Regions from separate parts of the Homo sapiens genome. Here region 1 is linked to region 2. The links are chromatin loops, found by intact Hi-C in ENCODE. Cell type or tissue: lower leg skin. All regions are shown on one strand. Each heading gives the region's core, and the rest is flanking DNA. Links, peaks and the distances in the headings are about the cores only.

Evidence for each region. Hi-C counts contacts between places; a loop is a spot of excess contacts. Peaks named below come from ENCODE experiments on the same cell type or tissue, not always from the same donor. Only the 100,000 strongest peaks of a DNase experiment are listed, where the experiment ranks them.
Region 1: it touches region 2 in a loop (10-fold over the local background); 2 of 110 quality-filtered maps call a loop at or near these places.

The regions. Positions count from the first base shown.
Region 1 is chr3:87,366,640-87,383,724 of GRCh38, forward strand. No RefSeq gene overlaps it. Among named protein-coding and RNA genes, the nearest start is that of POU1F1, 99 kb to the left of the region's middle. RefSeq lists a silencer at 7,127-7,327. In lower leg skin, for the core only: no CTCF peak of the experiment used is centred there; a DNase peak (open chromatin) is centred at 8,642.
Region 2 is chr3:87,428,929-87,446,013 of GRCh38, forward strand. No RefSeq gene overlaps it. Among named protein-coding and RNA genes, the nearest start is that of POU1F1, 160 kb to the left of the region's middle. In lower leg skin, for the core only: no CTCF peak of the experiment used is centred there; no DNase peak of the experiment used is centred there.

The DNA of each region.
Region 1 (17,085 bases), core at 5,283-13,282, 62 kb before region 2:
GCCGGGCGTGGTGGCATGTGCCTGTTATCCCAGCTACTCAGGAGGCTGAGGCAGAAGAATTGCTTGAACCCAGGAGCTGGAGGTTGCAGTGAGCCAAGATCACGCCATTGCACTCCAGCCTGGGTGCATCAGGGTGAGACTCCTTCTCAAAAAAAAAAAAAAAAAAAAAGAATCATTTTTAAACCAAGCCAAAGCTGTTCTTTCCTCAGTCATTGGTGCTCATGAGGTAATAGGAGAGGGTTGAGAGAGATAAGGTAATATATCTAGCAGGAGTAGAGGCCAAGGGTATTTGAGTCACCTACTTTCTCACGCAACTTACTTGTACCTTGAAGACCTTCTTGAACAGGTCTTATGGATACCACTTCCATTTGATGAAGGAGTGCTGCCACTCAAAATCAATTTTACAGTTTTGTGAAACAAATAACGTCAAGCCCATAATGTAAACCTTTCATGGCAATTTTCTGGCTTTCAGTCAAACATTCTGTGTCTACCCAACACCATCTTCATAATCAGCTAGCATTCATGGGTGTAAAATCAAACAATGACAATGGGACTGACTTCTTTCATGGTTACCTTTAGTGATTCTCCAGTAACAATTTGGTTTCCTATCCCTACTAATTTAGGTTATTTTAGTCTAGAAATCATGCTTCCACAAGGGAGAATACTTCCACTAGGGGACCCAATTGTAATTTTCTTGAGGTTGAGACTGCTGCTGGCCAATTGGTACTCTTCCCTTTCAGAAATGGAGCTTACTTCCTTTCCCCTTTAATGTGAGCTGGATTTAGTGATTTGCATCTAGTCTATAGAATACAACAGAAGTGATATTATGTCACTTCCAAGATAAAGTTATAAAATGATTGAAGCTTTTGTCTTGGGTTCTCTTGCATGTTCCATCTCTCTTTGATCACTTGCTCTTTGGAAGCCAGATGTCATCTCACAGGGACACTTATGGAAGCCTATGAAATGACCCATGTGGTGAAGAACTGAAGACTTGGATCAAGTCCAGCAAAGAATTAAGGCCTCCCAACCAAGATATGTATGAACTTGGAAGTGGATCCTTCCTTAGTTGGCTCTTCAGATGAGACTGTAGCCATACTTGACAGTTTAACAGCAACCTCAGGAAAGACTTTCAGCCAGAATGTTCCAGCTAATCAGCCTCCAGATCTCTAACCCACAGAAACTGTAAGATAATAAATTGTTGTTTAAATCTGCTAAGTTTTGGCATAATTTATTATGTAGCATCAGATAACTAAAACTAACCAACATTAAAGTTGACCTGACCTACATTCACCAGGGGTTGGAACTTTGTGGCATTTGATCTCAATATGTACACAGCTCAGTGGAAGATCAGATTACACAGGAGGATCTTGCGAACAACTGAAAAAGCTTCTGCTTTGACTTGCATTAAATTAGACAGCTATTAGAAGGCTTTAAGCAGAATAGTGACATGCTATAATATATATTTAAAAGTACCACTCTAGTTGCTAAGTTGAAAATAGGCTATAGAAGGCTACAGCAGAGAGACATGTTAAGAAAGTATTGCAGTAATCTAGGTGAAGATGATTGTGTCTCAGAATAAAGTGTTAACAGTGAGTGTTGTGAAAAATGTTTGTATTTTGGATATATTTTAAAGTAGAACCAACGGTATTTTCTGATAAATTCAATATGGGTTGAGGAAAAAAAGAGAAGAATCAAAATGGTTCCACAGTTTCACCTGAGCAGCTGAACATTTGGAGTTACCATCTATTGAGATGTAAGTTGAAATCATGTGAAAAAGAGTCCAGGAGTTTATTTAAACATTTTGAGTTTGAGGCATTTGTTACATTTCCAGGCAAAAATATCAGGTAGGCATTTGGATATATATGAGCCTGTACTTTGGATGAAAGGTCGAGTTGGAGGTATACCTTTGGGAATTACTAGAAAATATTTTATCGTTAAAGCCTGAGAACTTGACAAGCTCACCAAAACAGTGTGTAGAGATAAAAAAGAGAAGGGTTCTGACCATAAGATCCTCTAAAATTAAGAGGCAAGGCAGAGTAAAGAGGAGGCACTAGGAAAAGAAGATGAGAATGAATACCCAGTGGAATGGAAGGACCATTATCCATTTCATCTGGATTACTGCAACAGCCTCTTTTCTTCCCATTTCTACACGCTCTCCCTTCCATTCCACAGTCCCCAAAGCAGCAAAACAAGTGTGAGTTCCTTTGTAAATCAACCTACAAAGCACTCTTGTTTTAATGCCTTTGGTAGCTTCTTTTTGCACATCCAAGCCTTGGTCTTGTATCGCCAAAACTTTCAATGGTATTCAGAATCAGTGCTTTATCCTGAATGTTTTCCTTTGGCCCTCCTGATTCTGATCTTCCATGCTTCTGACACTGACTATGTTAAATTCAGACTTTCTCCTTTCTGTCCTGCATATTACATGATTTGACAGATTTAGATGTTAGCATTCTGAACAACAGCATTTCAACTGACAGTTTGCTTTTAGCGTAGTTCAACAAAAAAGAACTGGGCATTTCAAGTGACACACTTGGTTCTTTTTGATATACATACTAGGAGCTGGTCCCTCTTCTGTGTGACGATTTGCAGAAAACCCCTTCAAAATAGGCTCAATAGCCCTCTCTATATATTTTAGCACTTAAAATTGATTAAATATTTATTATATAGTTCAGAAAAACATAGGCTACTTTTCCAAACCAAGTTACTTACAGGCTGGTAGATATCATTACCTTGTATTTAAATCACACTTTATAATTTGAATTTTATTCCCATAGCATTATCCATCACCTTAGTTATTATCAGTTAAACAAAGAACTTTGTTTTAGACAATAAACTCAACATAAAAATATATATATATATATGCTTCTTTCTAGGAAATTATGTCTACTGTTTTACTACTCTTACCACTTCTTTTACATTTTGCCATTTGTAATTTTATAAATGTCAGAACAATGTTTTATTGCATTCCTTGTTAGTATTGAAGTCTAGGAAATAATGAGTGCTACAAGTTTAATTCTTTAACATAAGACTTCTTTGTTTGAGCCGTATACACTCACAGATGGTAACAAGACCAGAAATGTCATTTTGAACAGAAGAAAAAAAATACAATCTTAGCAGTAATAGTGCACTTAAAAATGATGTAGGATCTAGCAGACAACAGTCATTTAATGAAAATCGTGGATGCTCTGTGAAATGCTTTAGCTGCCAATGGAAAATCCTTTTTTATATTTTGTTTATTGCCTTTTCCTTTTCTTTCAAAATTCCCTTTTATTTGTTTGTTGGTACATCGACTCCTAACACTACTGAGTTCCCTTACATAGCTGTTGTTTTTGTTTTCCTTTGAGAATTGTATATATTCAAGGAACCTAGGGATGCAGGGCAATTTTATTCTGGCCCTTCAGCAAGTCTGATTTCAATGTTACATGTTACTTCCATCCTCAGCATTCTCTCAGGCAGTTATTTTTTAAAAAATGTGTTTTCCACTTGCTTGATGTGTTTTTTATACTTTCATTTGCTGTCATGGATCATTCACTTTCCAGAAGTGCCTTCACTCTGAGAGGACAAACAGCCAGTGTTGCCTAGCTACATGCTTCACCATTACATTTTAGAGCACCCTCTTGGAATCTAAGTAGATTCATTCGTCTGAATAAAAAAAGGCATATCAGATTTCACTGTGCTCCTGATCTCCTCAGAAACAATTAGATACACTTATCTCACTTTGAAAAAAAATAAAGGAAATAGATCTTTTCTGTGTTCTGATACTTCCAGGTTTATGTACAACTGCAGTGCTTGATGGGCCCATGATAGTTAGGGAGCATTAGATCTTCCATTGAGGAGTATCTTATGTTTACAAATTCACTTCATGACTAAATTTAGATCATTTTTGACAGGTGTAAAAGTAGACTATTTCTTTTTTCGAGAAAATGATGTTTTAGGATGCTCTTTTCTTTCAAGTGGGTACTTTAATATTTGTGTAGAACTTGTCTCCATATTTTTAATGGGAGAATAAAAAAGACTTTATACTAGTAACATAAAGACGGGGAAAGTTAGAGGCAGAGAAAACTGAATTTATTCGCTACATTTTCACTATTTTAAATCTAATTTTCAGTGCAGTTGTTGTATTAAAAGCCACTTCATTGCTTTATGTAAGTACACATGTAGCTGCTCAAACAAATGCTACTTGGAATGGTTCTGTTATCTTATGCCAAACTCTGAAAATGCAAACCTGCTAAACCTAAACCTGCTGTCCCCCAAACCAGCTGCTTTTTTGGTATGAAGTTATGATAGATGCCTATGTGTGTGTATTTTTATTTCAGACTGAAATCTGTGAATCATCCTTGGCTCTCGTGTTCTTTAATCTTCAATAGTAAACAAGTCATGCAAATCCTAAGTCTGATGGTTATACTCTCAGATTTTGAGATTTGTGTCTTCCTTTCCAAACCCAAATCTCATCTTTACATTCATGACCTTCCACCTAATTGCCTACAGTACATTCTTATTTAACAGTGATGTCCCATTAAATTCACCGAACTGTTTCTCTGATTAGAAATGATTAGTAACTTCCCACAAGCTACAATTTATCCTTTATCCCACGATAAAGTTTATCCTGGGAAGGAAAGTACCTATAGCTTATCCAATACTGTTTCACTATTTCATGGTAAAAATCCACATTCCCGACCAGGCTCATCTCTTCTTTGCCTTTCAAAATGTTCTTTCCGTCTTCAATATTTTGGTATTTATTTCTTTTCTCCAACCCTTTAAAAATTTTCTGATATTTATTTTACTTCAATTTATTCATTTAATATATTATTTTGTTTTGTTATTTTATTTTTTAACAAAGTAATACTTTTGAAAAATCAAATATTACTAAAGATTATATAATGTGAAAGTAGCAAATCTCTTTCACTTTTCTCCTTCATCCATAATACTATTTTCTGGCATTCCATCTTTTTATTCAAATGGCTAATTTTACTTTTATTTACAGACATTTTCCTAAATAATCTTTATATTGGTATTTCTTGGCAAAAGTACTTCAGGCAATCTCTTCTTATTTCTAATCTTGGTAACTCAGAACTAAGCTCTCCTCCCTTTTCCTACCTTTAAATGAAGCAATGCATTATGTTTATGCCTCCTTTTTGGGCAACTTTATTATTTTTCCCCTAGAGTTTATCATCTCATTTTTTACTGAACTTTTAAAATGTACCCATTATTAACATGTTTGTTCTCAAAAATTCTGCCACCTGCCTATTTTTCATGTATTCTATCTTTTCAATTTCACTTCTTTTCTTGATGTCATTATTTTCAGGGTCTTTTCTTTGGTTTTAATATGGACTGGTTACTTTTTAGGGTTACTCAACTGCTGTCATACAGTTACTCACTTTGCCTGTGAGATAGATTCCGTCCTTTCTAAATCTCAAATTTTATATCTTCATTTTATGAGTCACACTGTCGAATAGATTTCCAACAAAGGACACATACAAAACAAAAATTTGTATTTGCATATCTGCAGTTTGCTTTACTCTAAGTTGCTACTTGATTGATTTTGGATTATAGAATTCTAGGTTAAATATAACTTCACTCAGAATTTTGAAATAATTTCTCTATTGTTATACCGTAAACTTTAAATTTGCTGATAAGTTATCTATTGCTATTTAGACTATTGATTTTACGTACATGACCTATTTTTATCTCTAGAATATTTTAGAATTTTTCTTTAATGCTTGTATTCTAAATTTTCCCATGATTTGCCTTTACTTATGTCATTTTCCCCCACCATTTATTGTTCTAGGCATCAGATAGCTCACCAAATGTCTTGTGGCATTTAACTTTAGGCAAAATTCTTTTACTTTTATATTTGTTAATTTATTATTTTCTCTGTCCTCTCTATAACTTTCATTGTTCTTCATCATGTTAATTAGTAAGCTGTTAGGCATCCTGAATTTATCATTTAAATTTATTATCTTTGTTTTCTAATTTATAAATCTTTCTTCTATTCCAATTTTAGATTCTCTTTGATTTATTCTCCTATAATAATGATGAAACAATTTTACCTATACTATTTTAAATTTCCAGTTCTTTCTTACTATTTTCTCATTTCATGCTGGCTCCATTTTTATAGATTTTATTTCATAGATATAATTTTTTGCTTCATTTTTAGTAACCTGCACTGTTTCTACTGGCTCTTTTTTGGTTTTGCTTTAATCTCTCTTTCATGTTTGAGATTTTTAAATAGAATTGTTTCATAAGCCTTAAATAACCAGTCATATTGATTAATTTATAAATATTTATTGAGCACCTAGTATGTGCCAAAGAATACTGTTTTATAAGATAGTAATACAATTTTTGAAAAACTTTTTAAAAAGAAGCATTGCCCTAGGATGGAGATGTTTAAAAGCTGATTGTGAGTTCTGGGTTTTATAATAGTATTTGCAGAACTGTTGTTATTGAACTAACTCTACCATAAATAACACACTCAATTCTGGAAATATTAATAACATAAAAAAACAGCTGTTTGAAAACTGGAAAGCAAACAAAACCAGGTTAAGAAAATAAATAAGGAGGATCTATGCTTTGAAAAAAGGGAGACATAATGAGAGAGATTTTCACCCAAGTACTTTCACCAGCACCGGAAGATAAAATTCAAGCAGAAAATTACATATTATTAACCTGAATACACAGAGTATAAAGTTCAGGGCTTTCTAAACGACTAAAAATTGAGGCCAGACGCGGTAACTCACGCTTGTAATCCCAGCACTTTGGGAGGCTGAGTCCTAAGGATCGCTTGAGTCCAGGAGCTAGAGACCAGCCTGGCTAACATGGGCAGAACCCCGTCTTTACAGGAAAAAAAATATATATATATATATTAGCCAGGCGTTGTAGTGCCCACCTGCAGTCCCAGCTACTCAGGAAGCTTAGGTGGGAGAATTGCCTGAGCCCAGGAGGTTGAGGGTGTAGTGAGCCGAGATCTCACCATTGCACTCCAGCCTGGACAACCAGAGTGAGACCCTGTCTCAAAGAAAAAATAAATTTTTTTTTGAAAGGCCCAATCCTGGGAAAGAAAAAAAGAGAACCATGTAAGAGAAGCTCCAAAATCTACACATAAAGTCTACTCAAATCGTTTGCTAACCCTAAACTGTGCTTGTACAGAAAAAACCCCTAACTTGCCCAGTAAAAAGCAACGGTTGTAAGGTTGCCGGAGATAAGCAGAGAATTTAGCTACTTTCCGGTACAGAGGTGACAGTTTTGAGCTCAAGTCTTGCCAAATTTAAAAGACCCAGGAAACACTTCGTTTTCCACTCACACCGAAGAAAGGACATATTTCAACATGGTTTCTCAGTACTAAGGAATTTATCACAAGACAAAGGGCAAATCTAAAAATGACTTGTCCTAACAGAAAATAAAACCATACCTTTAAAAGTTCAAGGCAAACCACCAGTCATTTAACAGCCTGCTTAACAAAATTCAACATTCCCTAGAAGAAAATACCAGAACCCAAAATATTTACAACTTATTAACAATGTCCATCATAATATGAAGCATTTACTAGATACACAAATAAACAGAAATTACGATGTAGCATTAGTGTAAAAATCAATTTAAGAAATTCACAAGTTACCCAGATACGGGAATTAGTATACAAAACTGTAAAATAATATGTTAATCCAGGTCCTGCAAGAGCACTTGCCAAGATACATTAATATGTGCAAGGAATTTATTAAGGTTAATTATTGTAATAAATTAATGGAACAGAGTTGTGAAAAGCTGGGGGTGGGGGGGCAGGTGCCATTGGACTGTGATGCAGGCCTGACCTTGAGTGAAGCAGAGAGAGAAGAAAGCTTAGGTGGTAGCATATTATACTGAACTGTAGTCCTAAAGAAGGCTTATGCAGTGTTCAGGCCAAATTTGCCCATCAAAGGAGTCCCGCATATTCCAAAAGAAGTCTCCCTCAGCATTACTATCGTGCTAATTCCTAGGCTGGGAGCAGCGTGTGGGGGTATATTGTGCTCTCCACACTTGGAGAGCTGGGCAATATGATCTCATGGCTGTCACTGTCCACTCTTTCACGACAGAGAGTTACTCTCTACATGGATTTGGGAAGCAGTTCAGCCATGATTCCAACGTATCACTTTTTTGAAGATAAGTTTAGAAGAGGAAGATTAGCCTGACTTGTAGTTCAATAGGATCATTCCTGTATTTCTTGGCAAGAGTACCCTTACTTTGGAGACCCAGCTAATTTTGCAGAGCCCATAATGGTCAGGATAGGAAGTACGAATTACCCAATGAAACATTGAAAGCGGTGGTCAAAAGAATTACTCTTGCATTCATCTGTTGGTCCTTGAAGTCATGTGTTATTATCTTAGGGACACTGTATCATGCAAAGGTCTCTGATTTAATACATTCCGAAGGGTGACACCCATCCTTTCATATTACTGCCATTGAGCTGGTGCTTCAGCTGTGCCTTTAGAAAGCCATTCCAACATGCTAGATAGATCTAAATGGTGCCGTATTGAGAAGTGACAGCCTGCTGGCAGCCCTCGCTCACTCTCGTGCCTCCTCAGCCTCCGCGCCCGCTCTGGCCACACTTGAGGAGCCCTTCAGCCCGCCTCTGCACTGTGGGAGCCCCTCTCTGGGTGGGCGGAGGCCAAAGCCGGCTCCCTCTGCTTGCCGGGAGGTGTGGAGGGAGAGGCACTTGCGGGACCTGGGGCTGCATGCGGCGCTCGCGGGCCAGCGCAAGCTCCGGGTGGGTGTGGGCTAGGCATGCGGCGCACTGGGAGTGGCCGGCCGGAGCCTCAGGCCCCGGGCAGTGACGGGCTTAGCACCCGGGTCAGCAACTGCAGAGGGTGCGCCAGTTCCCCCAGCAGTGCCCCTGGGCGCCGGGGCCTCAGCTGCCTCCCTGCCTGGCAGGGCTCAGGACCTGCAGCCCGCCATGCCCGAGCCTCCCCACAACCGTGGGCTCCTGCCCGGCGTGAGCCTCCCCGACAGAGTGCAACCCTCTGCTCCGCAGCGCTGGGTCCCATCCACCGCCCAAGGGCTGAAAAGTGCAGGCACTCCGCGTGGAACTGGCGGGCAGCTCCACCCGGTGGCCCTGGCCTGGCATCCACTAGGCTAATCCAGCTGGGTTCCTGAGTCTAGTGGGGACTTGGAGAACGTTTATGTCTAGCTGGAGGATTGTATATGCACCAATCAACACTCTGTGTCTAGCTAATCTAGTGGGGACTTGGAGAATTTTTCTGTCTAGCTAAAGGATTGTAAATGCACCAATCAGCACCCCGTCAAAACCGACCAATCAGGTATCTGTAAAATGGGCCAATCAGCTCTCTGTAAAATGGACCAATCAGCAGGATATGGGTGGGGCCAGATAAGGGAATAAAAGCAGGCTGCCCAAGCTAGCAGTGGCAACCCAGGTCCCCTTCCTGACCGTGGGGGCTTTGTTCTTTTGCTCATTGCAATAAATCTTGCTGGTGCTCACTCTGTAGGTTCACACTGCTTTTATGAGCTGTAACACTCACAGTGAAGGTCTGCAGCTTCACTCTTGAGGCGGGTGAGACCATGAACCCACCGGGAGGAATGAACAACTCCAGAGAGGAGGAACGAACAACTGCAGACGTGCGGCCTTAAGAGCTGTAACACTCACCACGAAGGTCTGCAGCTTCACTCCTGAAACCAGCGAAACTGCGAACCCACCAGAAGAAAGAAACTCCGAACACGTCCAAACATCAGAAGGAACAAATTCTGGACACACCACCTTTAAGAACTGTAACACTCACCGTGAGGGTCCGTGGCTTGATTCTTGAAGTCAGTGAGACCAAGAACCCACCAATTCTGTACATGGTATGTGTTATGATCAGCAAATCCAGTGGTCATATATCCATTCCCATACTTCTTTTACTGTGAAATGAGTCCCCTGGTCATGCTGTGTGAATATCTATAAGTCCCTGCATAGACTGGATAAAGCTTCATGGGCAGGAAAGAACACCTCATACCTGAAATTGGCAGCCGCCCTTCTGAGGATAAACTTCTGGTTCTTCAGTAAAGAAGGGACTTGATGTAGTTGAGTTATTAGGTGGCCAGTTGATGTCCTTGAGGAATTGTGCAATATGTGATGTGCAGTATTGGTCTTTGTTGCTGACATGGTCGACAATAACAGATGTAACTAGATAGACCTTGGTAAGCAGGAGTCAGTGGTGTTGGGCTGATGATAACCTCTGTATCTGCCACCATGGGACTCCAATCATGTTGCTATCATGTCAGTTTTGATGGCCAATGATAAAGGCTAGTTTAAGTGAACTGATCTATATGATCAGTACTTCTTTAGTGGTAGATGCTTCCTGTTGAGCATTAATATGTTATACAAAAATCTTCACTTTTCATGATTATTCGAATGACATTGTTCATCTAAATAACCCTCCGATTTTTTAGTTCTTTTCTAGGTCTTAACCAGGAACGATAAACAAATTCTCACATCAGGTCACTTCTCATTCAACCAAATAGGATGAATAGTGCATACTTACACCTGTGCCCATTGGGAAAATTTCCTCTCACCAGTGTCTTTCATGTATACTCGTGTATACTCTTGTATGTGGCTATGGTACAGCTGCTGTTGATTTTAGCTTTGCAACCATGCATCAAGCTAGCTCATATATAAGCCAAGTTTGGTCGGTCTTCTCCTCTTATTTTCATGAGGAGGAACAGCCCATAGAACCTGTGAACTCAATGTGAACGAGGTGATGGGTTTTAGAGTTTAACAGGCAGGACCACCAATCAGTTACCCTCCCTGCGGTCAAAGATCTGGTAGTTATCCAAAGTAATGTGTAGTCACTAAAAATAATGATAAATATTTTTAAAGATTCTAAAAGACAAAATAGATACAGTAGTTGATGAGATGGGTCATTTCAAGATCTTTCAAAACTGTGAAAAATAACTAAATGGAAATCATAGGACTAAAAAATAAAATATTTAAAATGAAAATTTTATTGGGTAATTTTTATAGCATATTGGACACAATAGAAAAAGGGATCAGTGATCTTTAAGACTTGTCGATTGATTTCACCACATTGAAGCACTGAGAGGAAAAAGTTTTGAAAAAAGTATAAAGAGCCTCAATGACCTGAGGAAACATGACAAGCAATTTAACATACATGTAATTGGAGGCTCAGAAGAAGAGAAGAGAGAATGAGACAGAAAAATATCTGAAAGATATTAGGTAAAAATTTTCCAATTTTGATTACAGATACCAATCCATAAATGGAAGGAGCTTAGCCAACCATAGATAGGGTACATATGAAGAAAACTACCTAGGCCCATCAGCCAAATTGTTGAAATCCAGAAGTTAAAAAAAATCATAAAAACAGCTAGAGTAAAAACATATTGCATAAAAGAGAACAATAATATAATGGCAACTGACGTTGCATCATAAAAGTAGATATTGAAAAACAAGTGACACCTTCCAGTGCCTAATAAAAAAGAAAACATCTGTCAACCTAGAATTCTATACGACATTAAAATATCTTGGAAAAATAGAAGTAAAATAAACATTATTTTATATAAACAAGGTTGGGAGATTTTGTTACCAGCAGAGGAAGTCATATAGGCTGAAAGGAAGTTACACCAGGTGAAAACTCAGACTTCCAGGAACTCAGAACCCTAGGCCGGACACAGTGGCTCTTCCCAGCACTTTGGGAGTCTGAGGCAGGCGGATCACCTGAGGTCAGGAGTTTGAGAGCAGCCTGGCCAACATGGCAAAACCCCTTCTCTATTAATGGTACAAAAATTAGCTGGGTGTGGTGGCGGGTACCTGTAATCCCAGTTACTGAGGAGACTGAGGCAGGAGAATCATTTGAACCCGGGAGGCAGAGATTGTGGTGAGCCAAGATAGCGCCACTGCACTCCCAGCCTGGGCTACAAGAGGGAGACTCTGAAAAAAAAAAAAAAAAAGAAAAAAAATCTAGAAATTGTAAATAAATGGGTAAATATAAAGGATCATTTTTCCTTCTTTTCTTAAATTCCTTAAAAGGCAATTCACTGGTTAAAGAAAATTTATAGCAATGTGTATGGGGTTTATAACACATGTAAAAGAAAAATAAATAATAACAACAGCACAAATGATAGGAAGAGGCTTAAATGGAATTATATTTTTGTAAATTTATTACATTATATGTGAAGTAGTATCATGTTAATTTGAAGTAGAATGTGTTATATTAAAGATTTATATTGAAACCCCTAAAGAAATTTACTTAAACACAATAAAGTAATATTGAAAATAATAATGTGGGAGATAGAATATAATACTAAAATATTAAGTTATTTGAAAAGAGAAAAACAAGTAGCAAAAAGATAAATAGGCAAACAAGTGTAATCAAAAGGCAGAGATAGGGTTGATTGCTATTTACAGGAGGCTCTTTATACATTAAGATACAAACAGGTGGATGATATATCACCACAAGATATACTGGGCAAACATAAAACATAATAAAGCTTATGTAAGCTATGTCCTTATTAGACACAATAGACTTCAAACAAGGAGATTTACCTGAAATAAGGAGGGTCATTTCATAATGATAACAACTCCAATTAATCAAGAAGACATAAAAATTCTAAATACATCCACCTAAGAATAGATAAATATGCAAACATAGTTGAAGATTATAATACACTTTTCTAGCAATTGATAAAAACAGTCATTAAAGATATGTTAGTATGGATATGAAAGATTATAAAATCTATCAACAGTTTAACCTGACATTTATAGAACATAACACCAAACCAGTTCATTATTTGAATCTTATAGGGATAGATGCATTTTGGAATACATAATTACTTATACTTTTAGAAAGACAACTTAGTATACATAATATTCAGATCTACTATATCTTTATCTATAATTATCTAAAAATCTCTAAAAACTACATTTTTTGATAAGCTTGAAGCCAAAGCTATTTTAGTGGCAGAACCTGACCCGACGTGAGGCACATGTTGTTTCTCAGCTTTCTCTTAGTGACAGTTGATGCTGCAACTAACTAATGGTTTACTGTTTGCTTCTTATTTTATGGTTTTATAACAGGGTGTCCAATCTTTTGGCTTCCCTGGGCCATGTTGGAAGAAAAAGAATTGTTTTGAGCCATACATAAAATACACTAACACTAATGATAGCTAATGAGCTAAAAAAAGAAAATTGCAACAAAGTCTCATAATTTTTAAGAAAGTATGAATTTGTGTTGGGCTGAAAGCCATCATGGGCTGCATGTGGCCCACAGGCCGCGGGTAGGACAAGCTTGTTTTATAATTAACTATACCATGAAAGGTTTGAGAAAGCTAAAGATGCCCCTGTCAGCAACAGTTAAAGAAAAAAGAAAGCATCTGTCAAGATCTAAAGGGCAGAAAACAGACTATTGCAGAGGCCTCAAAGCATAAAGTTGAAGACTTTAATGGATTTCCTGACACTAACAAGGCAATAACAGTAAACCTTATTTGTTCACCAAATGTGCATCAGTGAAAGTACAATAACACCAGAAAAAGCTAACATTGAAGAAATGATGAACATTAATGATGATTTGGCTGTTAGGCATTTCTTCAAGGGAAAATTATGAGATGGGAATATTGCTGAAATAGGTTTTAATATAGTGAAGCAGGAAGATAATTGTGAGAATGATGCTAATTTTGTGGGAAAAAATCTAGGTGATATGGTGAAACTGACCTGTTAACTGTTGGCCTCAAACAATGTTCTACAGATTGAGGGCAGTTGAAACAATTAGAAGCTGCTTGGATAGATACCATTGTTAATGCTCCAGATGACATTGAAAGAAGGCTTTAAAAGGCCATATCTCCTGAAAGCATTATGAAATGAAAGAAGCCAGTCAAAAAACACCACATACCATATGATTCCATACTTACAAAAGTCAAGAATAGAGAATTACATAGAGACAGAAAGTAGATTTGTGAGTGCTTATGGCTTTGAGGGAATGGGGAGGAAGGAGTGATAGCAAAAGAGTATGAGATTTCTTTTTAAGGTGATAAAAATATTGTAAAATTTATCTCAGTAGTTGGACATCAGCAAGATGGTGAAATAGGAGATTACAGCCCTCATACCTTTACTGAAACATCAATTTTGATAAACAACCGCTCATGAAAATATCTCTGTGGAAACTGGGGATTTTGGTAAGACAATTCTAGCACCCCAATCAAGCAGAAAATCTAATAATAGATGTATCAAAGATGATTAAAAAAAACAGTTTCACTTTACCTGCATCATTCCTCCCCAGAGGTGACACAGCTAAGTGCCAAGACAGAACCCCTCAGGCTGTGATTTCTTCCATAGGGTAAAGTGAGACTGCAGTGAGCACCTAGTTTCCCCAGCCTCACATATGTTGCCCAAGAGACCCAGATTACTGAAGGGATCTTCATGGCCGAATAGCTTTTAGGGAGCTAGAGAAGAAAAAAGGGTCAGTAGGTTACAGCAACCACCGTGCGGATTTAAAAAACTGGCTGCAGATCCTACTAACTGAATTGGGAACCCCACCAAGAAGCTCGCCCACAAACTTCACTGGATGTCTGACCTGCACGCCCCACCAACTGGTAGATACACATACAGCATTCTGAACACACTCCTGAGACAGCACAGGTGAGGCTCTGTGGATAGACTAGTACATGGGCCCTTGCAGACAGCACAAAGACAGCAACTAGCTTGACTCTGAATGATTGGGAGAAGGTACACAGTCTTGAACACTTTAGGGGACCGCCCTAGGGAAAATAAACAAGAGGCTATGAGCACCAGGCCTGACTTTGCAGGATTGAGAGAAGGCACAAAATTCCTAAAGCATTTCTCTCAAGAGAGAAAAGGAGCCACGAGGAAGTCACATCCATAAATAAGGCCTTGGAGAGACTCTTAGAATCTTTAAACTGGGCTGATTAGCGAAGAAATTTTTCTCCCAAAGACAGTCAGTAAAGACTAGAGGAGGGGACTGCTTGTTCAAATGTGAAGAAAGAACATGAAGGATCAAAGACACATAACATCACCAAAGGAACAAAATAAAGCTCCAGTGCCTGAACCTAAAGGATGAAAATCTATGAATTGCCTCACAAAGAATTCAAAATAATCATCTTGAAGAAGCTGAGTGAGCTATGAGAGATCAAATCAAATAAAGGATATAAGAAAAACAATGAACAAAATTTGAAATTCAACAAAGAGATACAAAGCGTTAAAAAAATAACAAAGAGAAATTCTGTCCCATAAGAATACAATGAACGAAATGAAAAAAAAAATCAATAAAAAGCTTTGGTAGCAGATTCAGTTAGGCAGAAGGAATCAGTGAACTTGAAGACAGAAATTTCTATTCAGCAGAACAAAAATAAGAACGAAAAAGTGGAGAAATACTAGGGGACTGATGAGACAATGAAAAAGTGAAACAATATACCATAGTCCATCCTTTTCTAGGGTGGATTTGCCTTGAGACCCCCAGTCGATGTCTAAAACCATGGACGGTACCAAATCTTACATATAGTATGGTTTTTCCTATACATACATACATTTAATAATGTTTAGTTTACAAATTAGCAGTAAGAGATGAATAACAATAACAAAATAAAATAAAACAATAATAACAATGTACTGTAAAAAAATTGTGTGAATGTGGTCTCTCACTCTATTTCTCTCTCTGAAAATATCATATTGCACTATATTCACCTTTCTTCCTCTTTGAATTATGTGATGTGCATTAACAAAATGCCTAACTGATGAGTAGAAGTGAAGTGAATGATGTAGACATTGTGACATAGCATTAGACTACCACTGACCTCCTTATGATATGTCAGAGAGAAGGACCCTCTGCTTTAGGTGATCCTGGATTATCCAGCCATAATGATATCAATGGTTGGATGTCAGGAGTAAATGTTGTCAATGGTTAGGGATCCTTGAGAGTTGAAGGTCTTTTTGGTGAAATGTTTTGTTAGAACCTTGTAATAGAAGTTGTCTCTTTTTAACTACTCAAAGTGTTGCTTCAGAGACTTTACTTCTCAGGTGATCACACCATTAATTTGAATGCTGCATTCCCTCTGAGGATCATATTTCACAATTTTGTCCTTTAAGGTCTGTGCAGTTTGAAAACCTTTGGCAAATTTAGGTAATGTCTACATTTCTGATTCAGCTTCAGTTTCTTCTTCCTCTTGTAGATGGCTCAACAAGTTCTTCCAATTTCTCATTTGTTAACACTTCTCAATGGACTTTAATATGTTCTTTCACATCGTCATCAAACATATCAGAACATTTTTCTTCACCAACTTGTCTTGCTGCATGAATAATTTTTCTAACTTTTCCCATTGTCTGTCCCTCCAACATCCCCCCAACCAAGACTTTAAAATCATGTATGATCTCATTCCATAAGTTAATCCGGCAAGCCTTTAGGTTTTATTTCATCCCTGGCAGTTTGATGAAAGTTATTGCATTAGCAATAGTGAATGATTTCCAGCACCACATTATGTCCAGATTAAGGTCTGAATTAATGCTGATAGAATGTGATCAAATACCAGGTGAGTATGCGGCCTTGACAAATGAAATGATGCCCTGGTCAAGGGGCTGAAGTGATGCAGCATTTGGAGTTTTACAGACAACCTTGACATTTTTATTTTCATACCAAGCAAATTCATCATCAGCTCTATAAATAGCTTAACATCACTTCAGGTCATATTTTACCAACAAATGACTTTGCGTCAAATTTTTTTAAAGTTCTTTCTAGAACATTTACATTGCAGAAATGCAGAAAAGGAATTATTGCTCCTGAGAACAAAGTGACAATTGATATCCGAGCTGTCCAGTAGATATATACACTTAAATTTTCTATTTTCTGGTAGCCACATTAAGAAAAGAGAAACACATAAAATTAAATTTAACAATAGTTTTATTTACCCATTATATTCAAAATATCACCATTTCAACATGTAATCAATAAGAAATTATTAATGAGACATTTTACATTTTTTCATATTGCGTCTTTGAAATATAACGTAATTTTATCCTTCCAGGAAAATGCATTTTGTACTAGTCACATTTCAAAAGCTCAAAAGCTACATATGCCTAGTGCTATCATATTGCAC
Region 2 (17,085 bases), core at 5,027-13,026:
GTTCGATGTAGTTTGCTTTAGTTGCAGCTTTTTTTGAAATTGGAAGTGTTTAGATGCATCTTTTGATGAATGTACGCTCTTTGTTACATCTACCATCAACACAACTTGTTCTAATACTTTAGATTTTTCTTACCTCAGTTCTTTTTCTAAAAGTCTATATTTTAAGTTGAGGTAAAGAACTTTCCAGGACTTTATCTATTGCTTCCAGTTTTGTTGTTGTTGTTGTTGTTTTGTTTATTTTTTATGTCTGATAATGTGTTCTCAAGTTTGGCTTCCAGTAATATTGGGACATTGATTCAAGGCCTCCAAATAATTTTTTATGCATCTAAGCATTTATTTTTGTCAGAAGGGCAAAAATTCCAGTAATCAGTTTTCTGTTCCTAACAGTTGAGTTTAAAAAGTAGAATTCTAAAAATTAAACATTCTATATCCTTCTATATGTAAAAACCACCACCATTTTCCACAACAATCCATAGGGATCTGGGCCTGGTCTAAGGTTCCCTATTCTGCCTGGCTCAGTGTCTCCAGGAGCAGAGTAACACAGAACATCACAGCCATTGGCCCCAGAAGACTTGGGTGGGCTTCATCAGGTATCCATGACCCTCTGACCACAGAGAACTCAGTAGGCATTACCCCCTGACCCACACCAGTGCCTAACAATCAGAGAAGACCTTACAGAGTTGGGGTAGAGAGGGAACTAGTATCGTAGAAGAGACGCTCCCAAACTTACTCACATGGTAACAAACAGACGGGGTTGATACAGCATGTCCCCAGAGTGCTTACAAGCTGAAGATCATGGCCTGGGTCTCTGGCCAACACAGTCCTGCTTGCTGCCCCATGGACTCAGGGCTTCAATGTGTTGTTGCATTTGTAATCAATTTAGGCATCACTGGGGTTGGGAAGCTCCATGGTCAAGTAATTGAAGGCCCCTAACCCTGTTCAGTGCTCCATCTTCTCTTGAATATATTTTTCATTCTTTGGCCCAGGGTCTCATCCTACTAACAAAGCTCCAGAAAACATGCAGCTCAGTGCCTCTCCTGGTTTGTTTTTGGTCTCCTAAATGTACATGTTGGGTGGAAGGTGCAGGATGGGTGGGACCCCACAACACGTTTCAAACGTGGTGTGCTGAAGGAAGCTTGTGCTGGCTGGTGAGAGCCAACTGTTTATATCTCTTCCTAAATCCATGCTAGGCCTCCTATGACCTGAAGTCCTTCACAATGGGAGTATTCCACCACAGAACTTGGCAAGTATTGCAAATCAAGGCTTTTTTTTTTTTTTTTTTTTTTTTTTTCTGGCTAGCCAGTTGGTAACCATTCACAAGCACATCACTGCCTCAGGACTTCTAAATCTCAGCTGTGTTCTTCATCTGTCCCCAAGTTTGTGGTGTTCTCTCTCATGCCTTTGCTCACTACAGTACTACAGTCATCACCATGCTAACATAAAGCAGGCCCACAGATGTTTTTCTCTTGGCTTCTTCTCATTCCTCCTGTAGGGAACATGGTGGAAGTTCTGACTGACCTCCGCACAGTCTTAAGTGATCTCCATAGAACTTGGCCTGGTCCGCTCTGTACCTAACACACATCACATTCATTTCTATCTAGCTGAAGTTTTCCCCAAAGCTGTATGTCCTCAACCACTTCCATAAATCTGTATCCTCTCAGAGTTCAAAAGAGAAAACAGAACGAAAGCATTCTTGCTTATTTTATTTTTCTTGAGTTTCTATTTCTTTTTCTCTCTCATTCCTGCATTTAATCTGGGTGGTGAGGAGACTAATGTTACTCTCCCCTGCCCCGCACATACCCTTAACCTGTCTGGCCACTTGCCTTTTCCTTTGGTCTATATTTCTTTCCATAGGCTCTCTCTTCTAAACCAAAGGCAAGAGTGCTCTTCAGCTTCCTGTTATTAGAATTGGTATATGCGTAACATAGAATATATAGCATATAGTAGGACTTTTTAAAATTTGGAGAAATACATATCATGGTTTTAAGAAAGTGAGCTTTGAGACTAAGAGATCACGCAAACTAAGAGCTAAAATAGTATATGCCTAACAGAATGTGTAGCATACAGTAGGACTTTTCAAAATTTGGAAAAATATATACCATGGTTTTAAGAAAGTGAGCTTTCTTAGAGCTGATCAATAACTTTCTTAAGGCATCATTTTCCCTCTTCCTTCCTGAGGTAAAAAATGTCATGGTTTAGCCTTAATAGTAGGGCTGAAATAAAATATAGGGTAGAGAGGAATTAAAAATCATATAAGTTTAATATTTGAAAATGTTATCACTGATGTGATTGTATTCTTTCTATTGAGGAAAAAGGCAGATAAAACATTCTACTTCAAAATATCAGAAATGTATATGAATTTTGTATATTTTGAGGTATTTATTTTTATATGCCCATAGTTCCTAAACTTTTAAATTTAGAAGTATAAAATGTGTGTTGAATGTCCAAGAAATGTAAAATAGTTAAATAATGAAAACATAGATTAATAGTATGCATTTACCAAGGTAACTTTGAGTGTTGTGGAAATGTGTTGCAGAAAATATTTTATCCACTAACATAACCAGGAAATATTGTAAATAATATTCACCATGACTTTATTTTCAGTATTGTAATTAATAAAATGTGGCTAAATAAATCTCTAAATACACCTAAAATATTTTCTTCAATTAATTAAAAATATGCATGAAAGAAAAACCAAGAGTAAACTAGTTGTAATGCATTGATTAGTCGTATTCCGATTCTTGCATTTGAAATAGCCATAGTTCTCTTCAACACTACCTCAACAATGCCCACTGAAATTTCATAATACTTTCTCATTTCAATTCAAGTTCTGCAATACTCTAAAAATTATATTTCCAAATCATCATTCTGATTATGCTATCATGCCTTTGCAATTAGTGTGATATTCTGTCTCTTTATAATCACTCCAATCCCATCTATCTCATTTTCATCTATTCTCACTCTCATCTATGCATCCTCTTATCCAGACTCATTGAACTAGTTCTTACAGCTGATAGGTGTGAGCTTTTTAGTAGCTTACTTGAGCTGTACCAAATGTTGCAAAGATCACTAAGATAAATTTCAGACAGAAACAACTAAGCTTAGATTTGTGCAGTGTGTCTTCCTACAGTGAATTAGTCTAGAGGGAGAAAACTGATCCAAGATGAGCCAATTAGGTGTTTTCTTCTAGAATTTTCAATTGAGATGAAGAGAGCCTAACTCATCTAGTTTTCCAGAATGTAGGAAGTACACATCTGAAAACTACAGAATATGCATCTTGCCTGTGTTCTGAGAGTTTGAAAGGGTTGGTCTTCAGAAAGAGAAAGTATACCAAAAGCGTTAGAGACAAGGGACCATTAAAGCCTCAGAGTTTATCAGTCCTTGATCCCAGTGCTCCTGTGCTTCTGCTCTTAACTTTTGTGGACACACTCCTAAATTCTCAAAATAAATCCTTGTTTTGAAGCTAATTTAGATACTTTCTGTGGCTTGCAACCCTAAAATATTCACAAGTACATGCCCTGATCAAGAGTCAGGCGGGGCACAGTGGCTCACGCCTGTGATCCCAGCACTTTGGGAGGCTGAGGCGGCCGGATCATGAGGTCAAGAGATCAAGACCATCCTGGCCAACATAGTGAAACCCTGTCTCTAATAAAAATACAAAAATTAGCAGGGCATGTTGGGACACGCCTGTAGTCCCAGCTACTTGGGAGGCCGAGGCAGGAGAATTGCTTGAACCCAGGAGGCAGAGGTTGCAGTGAGCCGAGATCGCACCACTGCACTCCAGCCTGGGTGACAGAGTGAGACTTCATCTCAAAAAAAAAAAAAAAAAAAAGCGTTAAAGGTGAAGAAGATATTGACAATTTTAGAAGATGCATACACTTCACATGTGTTTCAAGATCACTTCACTAATATCTTTTGATTAAATTATGCAATGATTATTTCCAAGACGTATCATGACTTTCTTCATTTTCAGATCATCTTGTCCAGTCCTTACCACTGTATTGATATGTGTTATTTGCTATTTTCTACGGTGAGCCATCATTGGAAGTTGTTTTCTCATTCCCAGCTCCCCTTGCATGCAGCTATTTTTGCCAAATGAATATGAGCAGAAATGATGTCCATCATTTCCAGGGTAGGACCTATACTCCGGTAGTGGGATTTTTCCATGTTCCAAATTCCCATCTGACTGGCTATACACAGACGATGCCCTGGAAATTGAGGAACCAGATATTCCAATTGCCTGGGTTCCTGTTTCACCACATCAAAGATCACCTGTTAACCAGGGGTACATTTAGCCAATACCTGAAAACTGTTCTTCTATTATAGGAAATATAAGTTAAATAAAATGTGGGGATTTGTTTTTTCTCACTAAATGTACTTGACTATAGGCTCCACAGCATATAGGATGCTACAATGCTGAAAGTCCAAAACATACATTTGTTGATTAAGGGTATAAATCTATTGAACTAAAGTCATATGTTTATGCACTTGCCTTAGAGGAGTGTTAGACATGAATTCTAAATTTCTTTTCAAAGAATCAATATGTCAGTGTGTTCAATTCTTTGCCTTCTACTTTTAAACTTAACTTCCTCTTAAAGCAACCTTTTGCAATTACCTGCTCCACCCTGACTCATTCCAATTACCTGCTCCACCCTGACTCATTCCGATTACCTACTCCATCCTGACTCATTCTGATTTCCTGCTCTGTCATAACCATTTTTCCCACCAAACCTCTCACCCCGTCACTCACTTTAAATTAGCCAATTGGAATTAGTTTAGCCTGTGCAGTCTAACCCTAGCCAATAGGGGAATGACACAGCAGCAGGGGCCACCTGCTTCAGGGATAAGAACCCCTTCCCCTCCCTTGTCCAAGCGTGTGCTCACTATTGCTCCATCTGTAAGGGCCCACCCTTCTGTAGAAGTACCTTGCCTTGCTGAGAATTAAAAGAAAATTTTATATTTGAGTGCTATTTCTTTTGTGGCACTGAAACTTTACATATAAGAGGAGTAAATATTTTATATATCAATACATAGTAGAAGTAATTACAGTTATCTTTTCCTTCTCCCAAGACATAATAGGATTCCCCTTATTTAAGGGTGTTACAGGGAGTTATGTGGTAAGAAAGCAGATTTAGAAAACTGTAATTTGAGGGGGAAGAGAAAGTGCCAAATACTTTATGGTCTTGCTGCAACTGTGCTATTAGGGAAGTTAATGAATTGTAGTTAAGTCTTTGCCCCATGAAAATGCATACTTTGGGTTTTAACACATGAAAATGTGATTTATCCATGGCTTTAGAATGTAGCTTTTTCCTTAAAAAAAAGAAATAATAATCTGTGGTCCCAGCTGCTAGGGAGGCTGAGGTAGGAGGATTGCTTGATCCTGGGAGTCGCAGGCTGCGGTGAGCTGTAATTGCACCACTGCACTCCAGCCTGGGCAACAAAGTGAGACCCTGTCTCAAGAAAACAAACAAACAAGCAAAAATAAGTAACAAAAAAAGTAAAATTAATTTTATTTGGGGGGAAATATTATAGGACTGGCGAATAGTCACTGCTTGGTTAGGCTCTCTTGTCCTTCGTAGTGTGCCACCTAAGGAGTATCTGAATAATATGGTGTTTTGATATTTGCAGAGTTAAAAGGGCTAATAAAAGGAAGAAGAAAAAAATAAACTTTAGTGGTGGAAAAATCATGATGGCAAACTAGCATTCCACCTAATTATTTCTAGATCTGGCCTAATTTATATCCCTCAAAATAAACCCTCTATTTAAAATAAAAAAAAATAGAAACCTAATTTAAGATTTTTTCCCATTAAACTTAAAGAAACTTTTCATAAATTGGGACATTTTAAGACAGATGCAATTGGAAAGCAGCATGTTATATTCAATAATATATGATGACAAAATAAACTCACTCAAAGGAATCTAAAATATTCCTAAATTTTTTCTAGAAATTTTCACTCATTCTTAATCTTCTTTATGTGAACATTTCAATGCATTTTAAAATATCTGTTGTATAATGATTAGGTTTTTATGTTTTTTTATTGTATTTCAGTTAGCAAAGTTTGAAATGGCAAAAATGCAGTTTATTTTTGTACCATACTTAAGGTTTTAATTACAGATTTTCTTTTTTATCTTTAAATCAAACCCAGTAAAAACAGAGACAAAATTTATTGGTGTTATAGGCATTGGAATAAACCCATTTAATATCTGTAGCCATGAGTAAAAATGTAGATGCTTTTTATAGAAATCAAAAATTAATCTGACAGCATGAAGAAGTCGGGAAGGAAATATCAATAGCTACCAAGTACATGAAAAATCATTATCTACCAAGTACACTAACTAGACATTGATCAAATGATTTAATGAATAATTTAGTTAATTTTACACTTGCTTTGAAAAGACGACCCATCAAATAAAAAAATGGCTGGCTGGGTAAATTAAACTTTTACTTTTCATTTGAATACATAGTGCAAGCTATGTATAGTTGTGGCAGAACTATTTTTCTATGTATTTGTTTTCTCCTAATCATGGTCAAGTGTTGGGAACTTATGCCCAGAATATTCATTATTCCCTCATTATCAATAAATCATAAATATATATTGTTACATGCATCTTGGTCTTGGTTTGGAAAAATGAAATTCAAATAAACAGAAAAAAATGGATTTACATATTCTTCTTCTTTGCTCTGTTCTCAACAAGTAGTGATTATTTGAGACTTTACATCACAGTCATTAGTAAGTATTTTGGAAACAGTAAGAAATACAATAACGAACATTGGGACTGTTATATTAGTTCTGTCATTAACTTTCTTTGTGAGACCAGTCAAGAAATTTAATCTCCGGTTCTCAGGTTTTTAATGAAGATAATTTTTCTACCATATCTCAAGAGTTGTTACAAAACTAAAAAGAGATAATGTTATATAAAATCCTGTTGAACATAACTATTTTTTAATAATTATACTTCAAGGTTTGGAGCAGATACACTTTCCATTTTCTTTCCTTCATGAAAATGAGTGAGGAGTCTGTTTTAAAAAGAAGAAGAAATGATCAAGAGCAAGGGGCTCAAACCCCACGAGAAATCACCTATTCACCAAAAGAGGGGAAACTACCTCTTGACACACAACGTGTTGAAAGCTCTTTTTAAAAGCTCTGTTTAGAATACCATCTGGTCCCAGCATGCTTCATAAAGCAAAGAAAAGAGAGGATGATGGGGCTTGGCACATCTACAGCTCTCCCTGTTAGTGAAGGAATGCTCGCCATAATACTGGCTAATGGATGAAGAGCAAAATACAAAACAAGGAGCAGCAAGTGGGACCCAGTTCGTTAGGCAATGTCACCTACATGTAAATGGGGTCATGATCAACAGTATCTCAAAGACTAAGCATGCTTATGGGCTTCAGGATGTAGAAAACATCCTGAGTATCCACTAATAGGGTCTGGAGTAATAGACTTGAAAAGCAGCATTACTGAAAGAGTGAACAGATTGCTGGGCTGAACTACCATGGTGAGAGCCAGCAGCGTGGTGCCAAAAACAGTCAGGACTGTTATGATACCTGAGTTAACACAGAGATGATGCCAATGTGCCCAAGCATATTTTTTAGAATTAGAATGGCCCTTTAGTTAGAAATAATAATAATAAATAGGCAGAAGTAGTTACCTTAAGGAATCATGTTAGCTTAATGCTTTCTTTAAGGGGATACATTGTATAGGAGAATATACTATTTACCTAAACAGTTAGTATTGGTATTTACCTCACCATTCAAAACTCTCTAAATGGAAAACAGCCATATTATGACAGGAGTGTCAGACTGCTTTTTTTTTTTAATGCTTCTCATTTCATTTTTTTACTCTTTGTTAGTTCCTTTACAACATAAAAGTTCACTCTTTAATGTCATAGAATCCTGGTTATTGGATCTTGTAAATCCTTGGGAAAAAATCTCATTTTTCCACTTACTGTCATACTTATGGGTAAGATACACGCCATCTGTCCAAAAAACACGTGTGTACATACATGCATACACACGCCTGTGCATACATACGCACGTGTGTATGCATATATATATACATGTGTGTACACACATACATAAACATGCACGTGTGTGTGCATACATACCCACATGCACAGTGAATCTCAGAACCACCTGTGCAAACAAATCTTACAGTCTGAGATTATCGTGAACCTCTGGGGAAAGGTGGCTAGTTTCTAAGTCAGAATTGCAGAATCATTTGATGTCCATAAACAGTAATTTTCCTTGACTCATTCTGCAATTAAAAGCAACTGAAGTGATACAATGGGAATACTTGGTGAAATACTCAGATACAGCATTCAGAACAAGATGTAGGAAGAGGGAGAATGTAGTCATGATAAATATCTTCATTTGCAACAAAAATCACATAGCAGAGATTTGCAAGTAGAAAGGAATGCAGTGATTTGTACTGATTTTTTTTTTTTTACCAACACACAAATGAACAAAGGAATGTGAACAATGAAAGAGCTGAACTGTCAAAGCAGCAACCTCATTAGACCTGGGTAAGAAATTTTCTCTAACAACTATGGCAAGTTATTTCCTCACTGAGCTGGAGAGGGCAAGGAGGGAAAATAACTGTAAGTTTAGTATGATTATTAAAAAACCTAATGAATAATTATAGTCCATTAAATTATTGTCTTGACGATTTTACTAACATCTCCTGTAGGTTCCATCCCACCTACTTTCCCTCTCCTCCCCTTATGCCTTTTTTCCCCAACTGTACTTTATAGATACTAACCAAAAGAAAAAAGTAGTTAGGTGACAGGATTTGCTTTATATACAAAAAGATGTTCTGAATGTTTTATGGTCAGGAGAGGGTAGGTTGCACTGCAATAACAATCTCCAAAACTCAGTGGCTTGGCACCTCAGGTGTTTGTTTTTTGCTCACACAAAGTCTGCTATAGTTTGGCATGACTTCAGAACAACAGGCCCTATGAAGCAACTCAGTTCATGTTGCTTTCACTTTTTGAACTCACCGTCTCAATATATTGTTTCCTCCACCATTACCATAGCAGGCATGCAGACAGAGACTGGAAAATTCATCATGAATTCTTCACAGTCTCAGCTAAAAATTGACAGACATCAAATCTGTAACCACCTCATAGACCAGACAGAATTAGTCATAGGGCCTTGTTCATCTGCTAGGGAGTTTTAATGTGCTGTTCTTTCTGTGCATAGATGGGGAAGATAAGTAGATGCAGAAAAACCCTCAAAATGGTTAGTAAAATACTTTCCTTTTGCAAAATTTTTATCTGCTTTTATAAATGTTACCTGGACAAGATTGGACATTCTATATAATTTGCAAAATGTCTTTTCTGGACAGTTTATCTCTTGTTTGCTTCCATTCCAAAATTGATTACATATTATTACAAATAAAATTATATTATTGGTTGCTTTGAGATTCATGTAATTAATGATGTTTTTCTTTCTTTCTATGTCATCTATGATGTGCTTTTACAATATGATTTGCATATTTTATAAGGACAAATCAGAAAATACCGTGACTTAATTGCTATATTCTTCATCCTTGCACTTTGTGCATATACAATACAATAAACATTTTTACTGAAATTATGCTATTCTTGGTCAGTTAATGTGCTTAAATAAAAGCATGTTTTAAGTTACTATTTCCAAGTTAAGTAGTGTATCAATTAAATTAGTACAACTGAGCTGATTCTATTATAAAGGCATAAAAACTGATACATTAATACTGGGAAGATAGTAGTATCAACAAATAATAAAATTCATCCAAAAACTTAATGTTCATTAACATTAAGTTCACTAACATGAAAATACGTAGTTCACTAACATGAGAATATTTTGCTCATAAAATGAAAATGAGAATGACTTTTACCAGTGAGTTCAGGGGCTGTAGTAAAGCCTTCTAGCAGAATGTATCCTATGTTTAACAGAATATTTGTCCTTGTTTTCCTCTCTGTCTCAGCCAATCATCTTGAAAATGGTGACAATATTCAGTGTCTTTTTTTTTTGCAATTCATTACCAACTCTCTCCTATCGTTTCACTGAAACTCCTCTGGTAACCTGCACCATTAATCTTCATATCTCTGTATTCATTGGACACTTTTCAGTCCTCATTCTACAATGATCTCATTGCATTTCACAGTATTGATCTTTTCTTACTCTGGAAAACTACACCCTTCTCTTCTGTGATACAATATTTTTCTGATTTTTCTTCCACTCTATTTGATCTTTATTCTTGGTTTGCTTTGTCAACCTTTTTCTTCCTCTCCCCATTACATAGTACTGATTTCCATGATTCTCATTTCTGCTTACTGAGTCTTTGTTCTTTTTAAATCTTCCTTTCTCTTCTGGGTGATGATTTTACTGTCATATTTTTAACAAAGACTATATGCTAGTAACATTCATATCTATGCATCTAATTTTAATCTAGCATCTGGATTTCATATCTTCAAATGAAAGCGCTTAATGGACATACCTTTCTGGAAGTTCTCCAGATACTTCCAGTTCCACAAGTTCACTTCATCTTACCCTCCAGATTTATACACTTGAATATTATCTCATATATTGGCACTACTGTCTACACTGTTACACAAAATAGTCATCCTAGATGACTGTTTCTTATTGTTTAAATCAATCAATTTATAAGACCTTATAATTTTATTTACACAAAATTTCTCATATCTAGTGGGTCTTCTTTATCCAAATTAACGAGACCCTAGCTCTGGTTCTCAATATTATCTTACCTAGATTACTGCAATACTTCGTCACTCAACTTGCCAACTCTAGAATTCCTGCTCTCAATACATATACTCTGATTATTTTTTTACCTCTGCCTGGAATATATATTTCCTAATTCTTTCCCAAGTCTTCTTTTCATTGATTATTACTCTTCTGTTAAGTTTCAGCCCAGGCGTAACTCTCTTTGAGGGGAGGCTTTCTAGACTTTCAGGGGAATCCTGGGCAGGCCAGCTTTGTTTGTTTATTCATTTCTTCAGCTTATGTAATGCTTACCTTGCTGCATTTAACATTTGCTTTATACATCTCTCTTTTCGGTGAGTTGCTGGCTCTTTAAAGGCAGACATCCTTGAAGTACTGGTGCTGTGGACGATGTCATTTCCATTCTAAGAATTCAGTAAGTGCCAGTTGAAGTAGACTGTCCTCTCCTTGCCAGCTCACCTACGCCTGCTTCACCTCATCAACTTCTCGCAAATAAATCTTTCACCCCCTTACTCTTTTCTCTGGGAAGCTTCATTAAAAAATTTATATTTATGTTTAATGGAAAGAAAAAAATGCACCAGAACTTTATAGAAGCCATACATTTATCTTCCATTCGATTCAATCAACTTCAGTTAGCCAAGAGGTAAAAATAGGTCCACCAGATGAGAAAGGCCTTTCTCTATAGGCTCTATAAGGAAGATCAGGCTGAGTAGGGAAGGGTAGGATACATGAGTGAAGGAATTAAAATTTAACGTCTTGTTAACCTTTTTCCTTTTTAGTTGACACATCATAATTGTACATATTTATGGGATAAAGAGTGATATTTCAATATATGTCTATAATATTTAATGATCAAATCAACATAATTAATCATCTTTATCACCTCAAACAATTATCATTTCTTCCTGCTGTGAATATTCAATATCCTCTTTTAGCTTTTAGCTTTTTGAAAACACACACTAAATTATCGTTAGCCAGATTCACCCTAGAGTGCTACAAAACAATAGAACTTACTGCTCCCATCTAGCTGTAGGAAGGGACTGGGGCTAGTTACAAGTCCACAGTCTAATTTTACAAAGTTTTTAACCACACAAAAAGTACTGTGATAATAAAGCCATTCCAGTTACAAACTTTTACCCTCCTCTTAAAATCGAATGATCTTTGAAAACCCTGCCTTCATGCCAACCACAGTTTCTACGATTTCCTTTTTCTGGGTCCTTTCTTTCATGGCCATTAGCCATTGCCAATTTTCACTTTTTAAAATGCTGGGATACAGGAACAAGAAAAGCAGATTTTTATTCCTTTCAGGGATTTCTCACTCTTCTTAGCCTTACTTCTAGGTCTCTGCCTATTTTCACCGAAGTAACTGTTGATAGCACTTCCTTTCTTTGAAAATAGTAATTAAAGATTCCTGTTTTCTTGGTAGGCATCTTGTTTGGAATCACTATTTTCAGTGGTAATTAGCTCATCAGAGCACTCAATACCAACAGTAAGTTAATATATTACTTCTTTTACAAATCAGCTACAGTGAACTATGTATCCAAATATTTACTATAGCAAATAGTATATGAATCAAGATTAGACAACAAATTTTTCAAGACAGTAAAATGTTATTTGCATGATGATAAATAGGTACACTGAGGTAATTGATATTTTTTCTGTCAGTATGATAATTTACATCTTCCACTAGGTTCAAACTGATCCAAAGCATGCAACAATATATTATAGGCAAACTTAACCAAGAAGAGAAAGAGAAATATTTTCTTAGAGAAATGTTCTTCTTCAGAGTAGTAAGAAATATTTATAGATAATGTGGATGAAAATCCAAAAATAATATTTTGAAATGTCCCATACAAGTTTTTTTTCTGGATATCATATTCAAATAATATTAGCACTGTTTAGACATCATGATCCTGTGTCTGCAGGTTTTATTTTATGAAGGAGGCTAACAGATGGAGCTACCACTTTGTCCTAACAGAGATTTTCTTAATTTCACAAGAGGTAGCCAGAAAATATAGACTGGAAAGATGCTTTTCCATACACCCACTCAGTAGTAGTTACAAAATGTCAAAGGAAAAAAAAAATAACTCAAGAGTTTTCACTTCTTCAAGCCCCATTTACCAAACCACTAGCATTACTTTGTTGTTCACTGCTCAGATTTTTATTATCCCCACTTACAAATGGTACCTGCACAGCCCAGAGACTAAATCGTTCCAAAATATCTTGTTTGCAGATGCTCTCTTGCTTGTTTTCACTCAAGCATTGATTAGCTAATACTCTAAATAAGGAGTCTGATTTACTTTCTTTTGACTTGATGTGATTATCTGTTTAATGACTCATATTAAATATTTAACAAAAATATTTGTATGCATTACACAAGTACAATTTTGAAAATATTAGCCTTAAGTTAATTACTTACGTTTAATCTTTCCACTTCATGGGAATATAGTATAATAAATATCTTTACTACAATCATGCCATACTTGGGAAATGTATGTTTACAAAAAAAAATTATAAAACTAAGCATTGGTAACTATTCCCTAGTAGAACAGGGTATCATTAAAATCATTATATGTGCTATACATGCAGATATAAATGTAGGTATCTTTAGAATGTAAAAATTCATGTTTCCCTTAAAATATTTAGATGTCTAATTGGATTGGTATAAGTAAACATGAGTAGTATGATCCATAAACATGTGGTTCCATTTTAATATAGTAATTTTTGAAGTATAATAAGTGAAATTATTTGGTAGCTAAGTTCACAAAATTTTTAATCAAATGAAATGTTCAAGATAAAAATAAGATACATAAAAGATAAGATAAAAATATAAGCTGATATCAGAAACACGCTGTATTATTTAAGATAAAGAATGACTGCAAGTAACAACTTAAATCATGGCGTGCCTCAAAAACAGAAGCTTATTTATGTTTGAATAAGTATTATTCTAAGATAAGCAGTATAGGGCTGATATGTCAGCTCCACTCCCTCAAAAAGCCAGTCTCCTCCCAGCTCAGGGTTCATCTTTCTAAGGTGTGGCGTTTGTTCTCACAACCCAAGATGGTTTCTGAATTTCTTGCAGCAGAATAAGATAAGAAAAAAATTGTCATGGTGTAACTTCCTTTTAAGGAAAATTCCTAAATCTCCCACATAAAACTTCAAATTCATTGGGTAGAAATTAGTCATATGGAGTCATCTGGAGCCAAAGGGAGACTGAGCAGTGTTCTTAAACTGGATGTTCATATGTTCAGGTACAAGCCAGAGTTTCTAGTAAGAGGGGAAAATGAAAGAATAGACATGAAGGACAACTAAGAGTCTACTGATCTTAAATTTTAATTACCATTTATAGAATCTGCCCTCAGGTAATTTTTAATATTTCATATTCAGAAATATTAAGCTAATAAAAATTTTTATTTGAATCATAATTGATAAATGTTTTACTAGGTTAAATAATTTTTTGAAGTGCATAATTATATTAAATGGGCCAAACATCATATTGTTTAGTATTCAGTTAATTCATTGCCTGATATATTAATATATATTATTGAGAACACTTTAAGGGATAATCAAATTGGATGTCGATTAATTGTTACAACATCCTTGGAGAGGGACCTTTGAGCAATGTGAGAATTATACAGATTGTACTCTGCTTTGCTGAAGTTAGAAAAATGTACTTGAAGAGACTAAAGTCCTTATGTGGTTTCGTGGAGTGGAATTACCAAGAGACTGCTTCCTAGTAATTTGGGGATATTCCTGTTTCATTTACTATACCTTCTGTATAATGCGTTTCACTGTGTTGCTTTCCGTGTTTCCTGTAACAGTTAAGCCCAAGTGAAAAATAAGGGTTTTCATTAACTTCACAATAATAACACTCTTCATTTTTCATGATTAAGTTTGTTATATCTTTACAGCCACTGTTAACAAATTATTTATATTCATTTTACAAATAGGAACCTGAGACTCAGAGCTTTTAAATCATCTAATAAATCACAAGACCTAAGTCGAAATCATGAACCAATGGACCTCAATGGTGTTTTTGCATACCGTTGCTTCCAGAAGACATGAGGTTCTTTCTCATTTCTGTTAAGCTTCTTCTACACTAGAGCAGAGTACATTTTAACTCCAAGGAGTGAGTTTGGTTTTTTTTTTTTTTTTTTTTTTTAACAACTTCTCTTATTAAGTTCAGTGTTTGTGTAATAGGGACTACTTTTTTTTGAAATATATTAATGTTTTTTCTCATTCACATTTCTTTATATATCCTTTTTCTCTAGTGATTCAGAGCAAGTGTTTTCTCAGAGCTGGCTTGCACTGATTTGGGAAAGCTGGTGATTAAATTTTCAGAAAATCTTGCAAACTGCTTGTTAAATGGAGGCATGTTAAAAATTAAATTCTGGCTGGGTGCGGTGGCTGACGCCTGTAATCCCAGTATTTTGGGAAGTCAGGGTAGGTGGATCACTTGAGGCCAGGAGTTTGAGACCAGCCTGGTCAACATGGCAAGAAACCCCATCTCTACTAAAAATTCAAAAATTAGCCAGGCATGGTGGCGCGCACCTGTAGACCTAGCTACTCGAAGGCTGAGGCATGAGAATGGCTTCAACCCAGGAGTCGGAGGTTGCAGTGAGTCGAGATCTCATGCCACTGCACTTCAGCCTAGGAGACAGAGTGAGACTCTGTCTCAAAAAAATAAATAAAAATATAAATAATTAAGTTAAAATTAAATTCTATGAATTTACAACTAACAAACTATAGTAAAACAAAAATAATAAATACAACTCATCCTTCTTAATTATTTTACTATGTTTTATTAATATCTATCCTTGAGAATGATTCATGTGCTGAGGAGTAGAGTGTGTATTTTGCAGCCATTAGATGAAATTATTTTCTAAACATCTATCATGTCCATTTGGTCTACAGTACTGATTAAATCCAATGTTTCTTAGTTGACTTCTGTCTGGGTGATCTGTTCAGTGCTGAAGGTGGGATGTTGAAGTCTCCAGCTATTTGGGTCTATCTCTCTTTTTAGCCCCAGTAAGATTTGTATTATATATTTGTGTTTTACAGTGTTGGGTGTTTAAATATTTGCAGTCGCTACATCCTCCTATAGAATTGACCCCTTTATCATTAAATAATGACTTTTTTTCTTTTTCTTTTTCTTTTTTTTTTTTTTTTTTTTTTTGAGAGAGAGTCTTGCTCTGTCACCCAGGCTGGAGTTCAGTGGCGCGATCTTGGCTCACTGCCAGCTCCACCTCCTGGGTTCACGCCATTCTCCTGCCTCAGCCTCCCGAGTAGCTGGGACTACAGGCGCCCACCACCACACCCGGCTATTTTTCATTTTTTATTTTTGTATTTTTAGTAGAGACAGAGTTTCACCGTGTTAGCCAGGATGGTCTCGATCTGCTGACCTCATGATCCGCCCGCCTCGGCCTCCCAAAGTGCTGGAATTACAGGTATAATGACATTCTTTTATAGTTTTTGTCTTGAAATATATTATATTTGATATAAGTATAGCTACTTATGTTCTTTTTTGGTTTTTATTTTCATGAAATATCTTTTTCCATCCCCTTTCTAAGTGTGTCTTTATATGCAAAGTGTGTTTCTGTAGGCAACAGGTTGTTGGGTTTTGTTTTTTATCCATTTAGCCACTCCATTTACATTCCATGTTATTATTGATAAGGAATGGACTTGCTATTGCCATTTTCAAGTTTATTTTCTGGTTTTGCGGTTTTCCCTTCCTTCCTTCTTGTTTTTCCTTTTATGAAAATGATTTTCTCTGGTGGTGTGTTTTAACTTATTTCTTTGCATCTTTTGTGATCTTCTGTACGTTTCTTCAAAATTTAAGGTTACCATAAGGCTTGCAAATAACATCTTATAACAGATTATTTTAAACTTATGACAACTTAACTCTGATTGCAAAAACAATTTTACAAACAAGTAAAGAGAAAATTAGTTAAAACTGTACATATTAACTGCATCCCACTTGCTTTTTAACTCATTTCAATTTATATTCTATTATACTATATCTTAAAAAGATGTTATATTATACTTACTATTTTTGATCAGTTTATCTCCTAGTCTTCCTACTCAAGTTATGACTAGTTTACACACCACAATTACAGTGTTATAATATTCTGTATTCGTCTGTTCACTTACTGTTACCAGTGAGTTTCGTACCTTCAGATGAATTCTTAGGGCTCATTAACATCCTTTCCTTTCAGACTAAAGAACTCTCTTTAGCATTTCTTGTAACATAGGTCTGGTGTTGACAAAATCCCTCAGCTTTTCTTTCTCTGGAAAGTATTTGAAGAATATTTTCACTGGATATAATATTCTAGAATAAAATCTTTTTTTCCCTTTAGTCCTTT